Linked DNA regions of Homo sapiens: regions 2 and 3 are each linked to region 1. A link is a loop called in an ENCODE intact Hi-C map of the cell type or tissue named here. Cell type or tissue: B cell. All regions are shown on one strand.

What was found. Hi-C counts contacts between places; a loop is a spot of excess contacts. Peaks named below come from ENCODE experiments on the same cell type or tissue, not always from the same donor. Only the 100,000 strongest peaks of a DNase experiment are listed, where the experiment ranks them.
Region 2: it touches region 1 in a loop (2.7-fold over the local background); 6 of 110 quality-filtered maps call a loop at or near these places.
Region 3: a loop joins it to region 1, with 2.6 times the contacts of the local background. A loop is called at or near these places in 2 of 110 quality-filtered maps.

What each region holds. Positions count from the first base shown.
Region 1 is chr12:104,581,376-104,583,875 of GRCh38, reverse strand. All of the region lies in intron 1 of CHST11 (carbohydrate sulfotransferase 11), which reads right to left. Among named protein-coding and RNA genes, the nearest start is that of MIR3922, 9.0 kb to the left of the region's middle. RefSeq lists enhancers at 38-107, 934-983. In B cell, no CTCF peak of the experiment used is centred here; DNase peaks (open chromatin) are centred at 435 and 965; H3K4me3 peaks cover 741 bases; H3K27ac peaks cover 2,124 bases.
Region 2 is chr12:104,517,907-104,520,406 of GRCh38, reverse strand. The region is part of intron 1 of CHST11 (carbohydrate sulfotransferase 11); the gene reads right to left. Among named protein-coding and RNA genes, the nearest start is that of CHST11, 62 kb to the right of the region's middle. In B cell, no CTCF peak of the experiment used is centred here; a DNase peak (open chromatin) is centred at 956; H3K4me3 peaks cover 846 bases; H3K27ac peaks cover 1,796 bases.
Region 3 is chr12:104,739,916-104,742,415 of GRCh38, reverse strand. The region is part of intron 2 of CHST11 (carbohydrate sulfotransferase 11); the gene reads right to left. Among named protein-coding and RNA genes, the nearest start is that of MIR3922, 150 kb to the right of the region's middle. RefSeq lists an enhancer at 1,374-1,423. In B cell, no CTCF peak of the experiment used is centred here; a DNase peak (open chromatin) is centred at 1,505; H3K4me3 peaks cover 1,009 bases; H3K27ac peaks cover 2,116 bases.

The DNA of each region.
Region 1 (2,500 bases):
CTGGGTGTGGTGGCAGGTGCCTGTAATCCCAGCTACTCAGAAGGCTGAGGCAGGAGACTTGCTTGAACCCAGGAGGCAGAGGTTGCAGTGAGCTGAGATCTCGCCACTACACTCCAGCCTGGGCGACAGAGTGAGACTCCATCCTCAAAAAAAAGAGAGAGATCTTTGAAAACTGAGAGCACAAGGCATTTGTTTAATTTCTGCATATTTTAGGAATATAGGATGCTTAAGTATAACTTAAGTTGCTGCCATCAAGAAGTGCTGAAGGGGTAAGGGAGATAAAAGCAGGTGTCAGAATCGATCTGAAAATGAATAGGGGAGGCCCCAGACAGGGGCAGAGGGTGCACACGTGAGCTTTGGGGGAGGCTAGGCTGTGTGTCAAGTGTGGTTGTTGAAATATGGTCAGAGGGAAAAGGCCATTGGAGCTGCATCTGATGAAACACGCCCACGGTCCCCCAATCTCCCTCACTCCCTGCTTCCCTTCTTGTGAATCCAAGATGCAAAGCTGAGCCCCATTCCATAGACCCTCCAAAGATATGGAATGGGATCAGAATGATCCCAAGGAGGGGAAAAAGAATCAAAGCCACTGTAGTGGTTTCTCCCCAGGGAAATCCAGGGAAACACTCACAATTTTAAGGAGGGTTTCATCTTAAAGTAAAGATAAAAAAGTGTTATGACAAAATGGAGAGACAAGGTCCCATCTTTATCCAGAAAGTAAGAAAACCATGTACAAGATTTCTGTTGCCTTGATAAGCAGGAAGGCATGGCCCCAGTATACAACACATATGTATGTGGCCGCACTTAGATATTAAAATTCCCTCCAAGTTGGCCAGGCAGGTCTATTTGTGCAGGCAAATTAAAAAGCTGTAAGACAATAAGGTGTCTGCAAATGGTTACAGCTACAAGAGGATATGAAGCTATTTGCATGTCTGTCTCTAGGGGAAGCAGCCAGATGTGTTAGAAACAGTTCCAGTTCAGAGCTTGCGGCCACCTGTGAGCTGGGTGACTTGGGGAGAAGGAAAACAGGTACAAGCAGAAGACATTTGGAGTTCCGGCTCTATACAATGCTGAATGCCAGGCAGGCACTTCAGTGGAAGTCATTTTATATAACCCTCCCTTCCTCACTACCATCCCGAGATGTATTATTTCTATCATACAGATGAGGAAACAAGTGCAGAGAGGTTCTTGCCAACGGTACACAGTTAATAAATGACAGATCCTCTAGGATGATACAGCAGGGAAATGTTTATTATCTCTGAGTGTTCCCAACAGTGATTGGCCCCATGAGAAGGGCGTGCAGAGGGGACGTGAAATGCACAGAAAGAACTTAAACTCCAGTTGCATCCCTTAGTAAAGATAATAACATGAAAACAGGGGCCTGGGGTTTAAGTAACTCAGTAAAGGTGATGGGGCAGGGGCAACATATCTGTCTGACACATCTGGTCAAAATGCTGACATCAAAGTCTTCAAGCACAAACACACGCACACACACATGACTACCCCAACGCTGATTTCATTGCTCAGGAGCAGAGCACTGTAGCCAAGGGTAGGCTCTAAGGGTGTTAGAATTCCTGCCTCAAATCCTGGCCCCTCCACTGGCCAGCAGAGTGATCTTCTGCAAGCTTCTTAACCCCCTGCATCTCAGTTTGCTCACCAATAAGATGGAAATAATGAGAGAACCTGCCTGATAAAGTTATTAAGAGGAGGACATGAGCGGAAAGCACTGAGTGCATTGGCTGCCACAACTCTCAGGCGCACATTTCCATATTTCAATTTCTCGCAAATAAGGATGCATCCTACAACCATAGTCTTCTTAGACTGGATGAAATAAGGATAGAATGATGATGCTGACGATAATGACGTAGTGCATCCCTTACTTCCTTTCCACCTCCCTCCGTCCCATCCCCATCCCCATCTCAAAGCCCAAACTCCTGGATGGAGTGTTTGTTCTCAACTTCTCTTCCTTTTTCTTTTAGTTTGCTACAAGTTGAATGCTTTGTTTTCCAAGCCAAGACAAATCTCCTCAAATTCAAATGGCAAAGTGCCACAGCATCAAAATGCCCTGTGCCTTCTGAGGCTTGCTAAGATGCAGGGAGGCAGCTCCAGGGTAACAGGCCCTTTGAGACCACCTGTGCCCGAGCCACTCCTCACACAGCCAAGGTCACTGCCCTGGATGTCATGAACAGCTGGGGAAGTCTCTGTCAGGTTAGACAGAGGTAGTGGGTCTTCAGCAGTACCCAGAAAGACCCTCCCCACCCTCCTGCCCACCAAATAACTGCCTCAGCCCTCACTGAGGCCAGAAATCCCAGGCAGTGTTCCTTTAAATCAACGGTTTCCAGTCACTCGACAATGTTTGGCCACTACATCAAATCATAACCAGCTTTCTCAAAGTCTGAAAAACTACAAGAAGTTGTGGTTCAAATAAATAAATAGGGATAAATTTTCCTCAATTATCAAGCTTTCTCCCATAAAACTTTGTTAAACAGTTGACACAGCTGTG
Region 2 (2,500 bases), 63 kb after region 1:
CAACTGCTGCTCCTACTTAGCAAACTAATCACTAACCATTAGTCCTACTGCCTCTCACTGAATGCACCCATGTCCATTCCTTTAGGCTTATAAAGCATTTACTTCTCCATTAGCTTATGTGGCATGTAAGATCCTGAGAGATGAGCAGAGCAGGTGCCATTGGGCCCATTGGACAGATAAAGAAACTAATGCTCAGTAGTTCAGAGACTGTCCTGAAGCCTCCCCAGCTGATGAGCAGTGAACTGGTTTTGCTGCCTCATCCCTTACTGCCTGTAGCATGGGTGTGCAGAAAGACAACAGACAACTTTGATCAGTTCCGACGCCAGCAACTAGGAATGAAGCTAAGACATAAGGAACATGGAGCTCCTGCACCCCGTTCCCTGATGGAGTCCCAGTCCCTTGCACAGCTGTGCCTCCTAAATTAAACACACGCACTCTCCATAAGTAGTTTCCTAGGAAAACCAGACTACTGTCCTTTAGGAACCAACCCTGCACCTGCAGAAAAGCCTTCAACAAAACCAACTGTGAAGGCTTTGCCGAAACAGTTCTCAGAACAGCTGTCCTGGTCCTGCCACAGCACAGGAAATCATCCCATCTTGGCAAACCCCACTCAACCATGTTTCCATGCTGCAGCCTTAGAGGAATGAAAATATCAATCTGAGCCAAGCAAATCTAACAGGCTATCATGCAAAATGCTGGTGTCAAATCAAGCCTCAACCAGTAATTATCCATCAAGCAGGGCCATAATAACCGGCTCCCTGGGGTCACTTCGCTGGGAGGCAGGGAGGTGGTTACTAAAGAGGGAGTTGGAATTGGACAAGTGACAGCCTTAAGAGAAAGGCGTTCATCTCACTTTTCTAGATTCTTCTACAGGTTAGGGGGTTCTACCCAACCCTCTAACCAAACCTATCCCCACTGAGGTCAAAACCCATCCTGTGGCTGCCTCGAGGCATTTATGATGACGCACTGGGGCAGATCTCCATCTATCATGCTGTGCCCTCCTTTAAGTTTAAAGGAAGTTGGCTTTAGCTAATGGTCTGAAAGGTGCTTCCTTTACCAACTGCTGTCATTAAACTAGCAAACTATTAATTTAAACTCTTATGGTAAGGGGGTTTCCTGGAAATTCCTTAAAGGAAGTCTGTAATTGACAGTGTGGTTAAACATCATACAGACAGCACAAAAATCCTAATCAAATACAATTAGTGCAGGCTCAAGTCCCCTTGTAGACCAATAGCACTTTTGTTCATAAGAAGTACTGTGCCATACCCCTGTTTAGGGTTGGGACTATTATGGAGAAAGAAACACACACACACACACACACACACACACACACACCTCAAGAGTCCAGGCCTAGGCCTCAAAGTTCATCATGACATTTGCTCCAACTCTATAATCCGACTGAAGAGAAGAAAGAGTTAAAAAAAAAAAAAAAGAAAGAAAAAAAGAAAAAGAAAAGATTTTAAGAAAAAAATGGTTTCTATTAAAATGCATAACACCATCTTTCAAAGATGAAAGGACTTAGTAGAAACACCATAAACCTCAGAATTACACAGTAAATTGCTTCTTTTGTTTAAGGCAAATTAATATTGGATCACAGATAAAAAATAAATCCTCCCAACATCCCCAGCTAAAGGATGCTATATTCATTATGCAGCTTGGAAGACTGCATGTTGACTATTTTGTAGAAAATGAATGAAGGGTTGGTTATAATCACCTTCCCACTCAAATCCTGTCTCATTACCTGAAGTGTTTTTCCTGCAAAGTGACACACAAATGATTTTCTAGTCTTCGCTTTCTTCTCATAAGCCACCATATGCAGGGCGAGGGAAAGTCCGGGGTGTATTAACTATGCCAGTGAATCTGCCCGGGGTCCTTCAAAGTGCTTCCCAGAACACGGTGCACAGACATCGTATTTGCCTAGGTCTTTATCAGAGTCCAACTGAATCTGGCACAAAGGCAACTGACAACCTCTGAATATCCCTTACCGAGCCCATATAATTAGTGAAGGAAATACAGCATGATAACATGTGTATCATCCGAATCTTCCCTCCTTCCTACTCACGCGCTCCTGTCATACTTGCTAACTCAAAGGTGGTCTTTATTTTTATGTTTATTTTTTTGAGACAGGGTCTCGCTCTCTCACCCAGGCTGAAGTGCAGTGGCACAATCATGGCTCACTGCAGTCTTGAACTCCTGGGCTCAAGCAATCCTCCCGCCTCAGCCTCCCACGTAGCGGGGACTACAGGCACGTGCCACTGCGCCTGGCTAATTTTTTTATTTTTTTGTCAAGTAAGGGTCTCACTATGTTGCCCAGGCTGGTCTTGAGCTCCTGGGCCAAGCTCCCACCTCAGCTTCCTAAAGTGCTGGGATTACAGGCGTGAGCCACCATTTCTGGACTCAAAGGTGGTCTTGACTCAGAGGCGGGAACTTCTCACTGCCAAAGCGACCTTAGATCCAAAGTTATCCAGTACGATCCTCAGTGGGAAAAGGCACTGACATG
Region 3 (2,500 bases), 160 kb before region 1:
GGTCCACTGAGCAGTCCCGGGTGGCTTACCCCTCCCCTAGCCAGGGAGGCCGTCAACCTCCCCTACCACGATGGGCCTCCCAGAGGGTGATGCTCTTGGGAGGCAGGGGCTTGCCTCCCTTCAGGATCTCCTCCTGGCCTCTCCCTTCTTTGAACCAGTTGGCTTCATTGGTTCTCTTCCCAGACTGACCAGAATATTCTACTTCTATTTTGGCCTAATCACTTGAGCCCTTCAGGCCTTAGTTTCCTCATCTGCAAAATGGGGACAACAATAAAGTCTACTTCTCAGGGTCATTTTGAGGATTAGATGAGAGCCCACAAGGAAAGCACATAGCATGGTACCTGGCACATAGTAGGCACTCAGGAAGTAGCTACTGTAAACCTTACAGAGGGTGGTTTCCCAAGTGCCGGGGGCAGGATAGCAGGAATGTTGCTTTGCCTTTCACCTGACAGCATTTCTCAATGTTCAGTGTATGTAAGAATCACAGCGGGAATCTGATGCAATGCGGGTTCCCAGACACCACCCTGAGTAATTCTGGTTCAGTGGGTCGGGCTGTCCTGGGAACCTGCTCTTGATCGCTGCCCCGTGATGATTCTATCAGGCCAATTCTGAGGCTGGTGGTCTCTGTTTCACTTTGAGAACTGATGATTGAGCGTCGCTTTTACATGAGCGGGTTCTGCAGTGAACGCCAAACACATTTGTCATCTGTGCAAAATGCCTGGCTCATGGCGACTTAATATCTCACTGACACAGAAGACCGATAGAGGCAATTGGCGGCAACTTAGATTGGCAGCTGTTAAGCAAATTGGAGGTCTGAAGAGCAATTTTCTGGCAATATCAAGATTAGCTATTAATATGTATTAACAGACTGTAAAGGATTCATGGAATTTCACAGTAACTGAACTATGAATTGAGAGGCACCCAAAGAGGTCCATTTATTTCTTAGTCAAGCAGCATGTTTTAACAATACCCGATTTCTCCATTGTTCCAAAGGCACGCATGAGCCATGCTCTGGGCCTTTCGTTTCTGCATGTTGCATGCTTCCAGTGAGAGGAAGGCTGGTCCTCCCCCAAGAGAGAGGTGGAGCTAGTTCTGCAGATGGGGCTCCAAAGCCCTCCTCCTACCCCTGCCTGGAAGACACCCTCGTTCTCTCCCCAGTAACCACCACCACCAAGCCTGGGGCCCCAACGGAGCCATTTCCACCACCTTTACCTTCACCCCTTTGCCTCAACCTGCTCCATCCTGATCATAGTTAATGTCACTATGAACAATGTGAGCTCAACTCATGCCCTCCCTCCAGGGCAGCTGGGATAAGGCCCAGGTATCTCAGTGTCCCAGGCACTTGGTGCCCAATACTTGCAGAATTCAGAAAAGGGTGATTAGCTTTGTGGCAACACATGAACATCTTTGCAGAGTACTAAGAAGATTTTGTTTATCACTTCACTGCCTTTTTCCTCTTTCAAGAAGGACGGCCCATTCTCAATCATAGTGAAAGTGGAACAGGAAGACCATCGTGGAGTGCTAGAGGGACAAGCACGTCTAAATCCATCCATCTGCTGTTCACTGAGGAAGTCAGACATCTCTGCGGCTTCTTAGGCCATGGCCGAGGACATGAAGATACAGATATCCAGGAACAGAGTCACACACAATGGCAGGGACACAGACCCGGGGCCCAGAGGTGAATAAGACACCCTCAATTGCATGACATCAGAGGTATTAATATTCTTCTGCCTGTAGAGCTTTCAAATAATTTTGCATCTCAGAGTCCTTAGAACCCAGAACTTCAGAGTTACAAAATACCTTTGTGATTATCTGATACCACCCTCTGATTTTCAGATGGCAAAACTGAGGCCCAGAGATGAGAGCTCATCCACCCACTCCCAGAAAGCAGCAGAGCAAAGACTGGAACCCAAATATGCCTTTTTGTTGTGCTGCTGGACAGCAGAGCAAAAAGAGGGATTTTCTCCTTCTATCCACCCAGCAGCCCTTGTTGGAGGTGCAGGGATGGATTCCAGGGCAGAGTGAGAGGGCAGGGAGTGTCATCTGTGTGGTGCCATAACATTCCTATGAAATAGAAAAACCATCTTTGCTACCTTCCATCAACCTCAGAGGAGTATTTTGACAACACATGTAGATTTATGATCAATGGAAATTATAAAACTAAAAAGAAGTGAGTGACCCATTTTATTATCCAGAATAGGGAACGTGGGATAGGTCCCCCTGGGCTGGCCTGATTTCAGAGCTCATTAAAGAAAAGTGAGGCAAGAACTGGGAAAAGTCTTTGCATTTTTTTCTTTAAAGGCCAGTGACCCTACTAAAACTAAGTGGTAGAAACTAAATACATTGATTTCAGGATACAATTTTTACAGAAAATCAGTGTCTCCCTGATCTCATTCAATAAATACTGAACAAAAATGGAGAGTATTTGCTTTGATGGAACAAAGGTTTACTCTCCCTAGGATGTCTGGAACTCTGCGGAGATGAGCAAGCTCATCAGCAC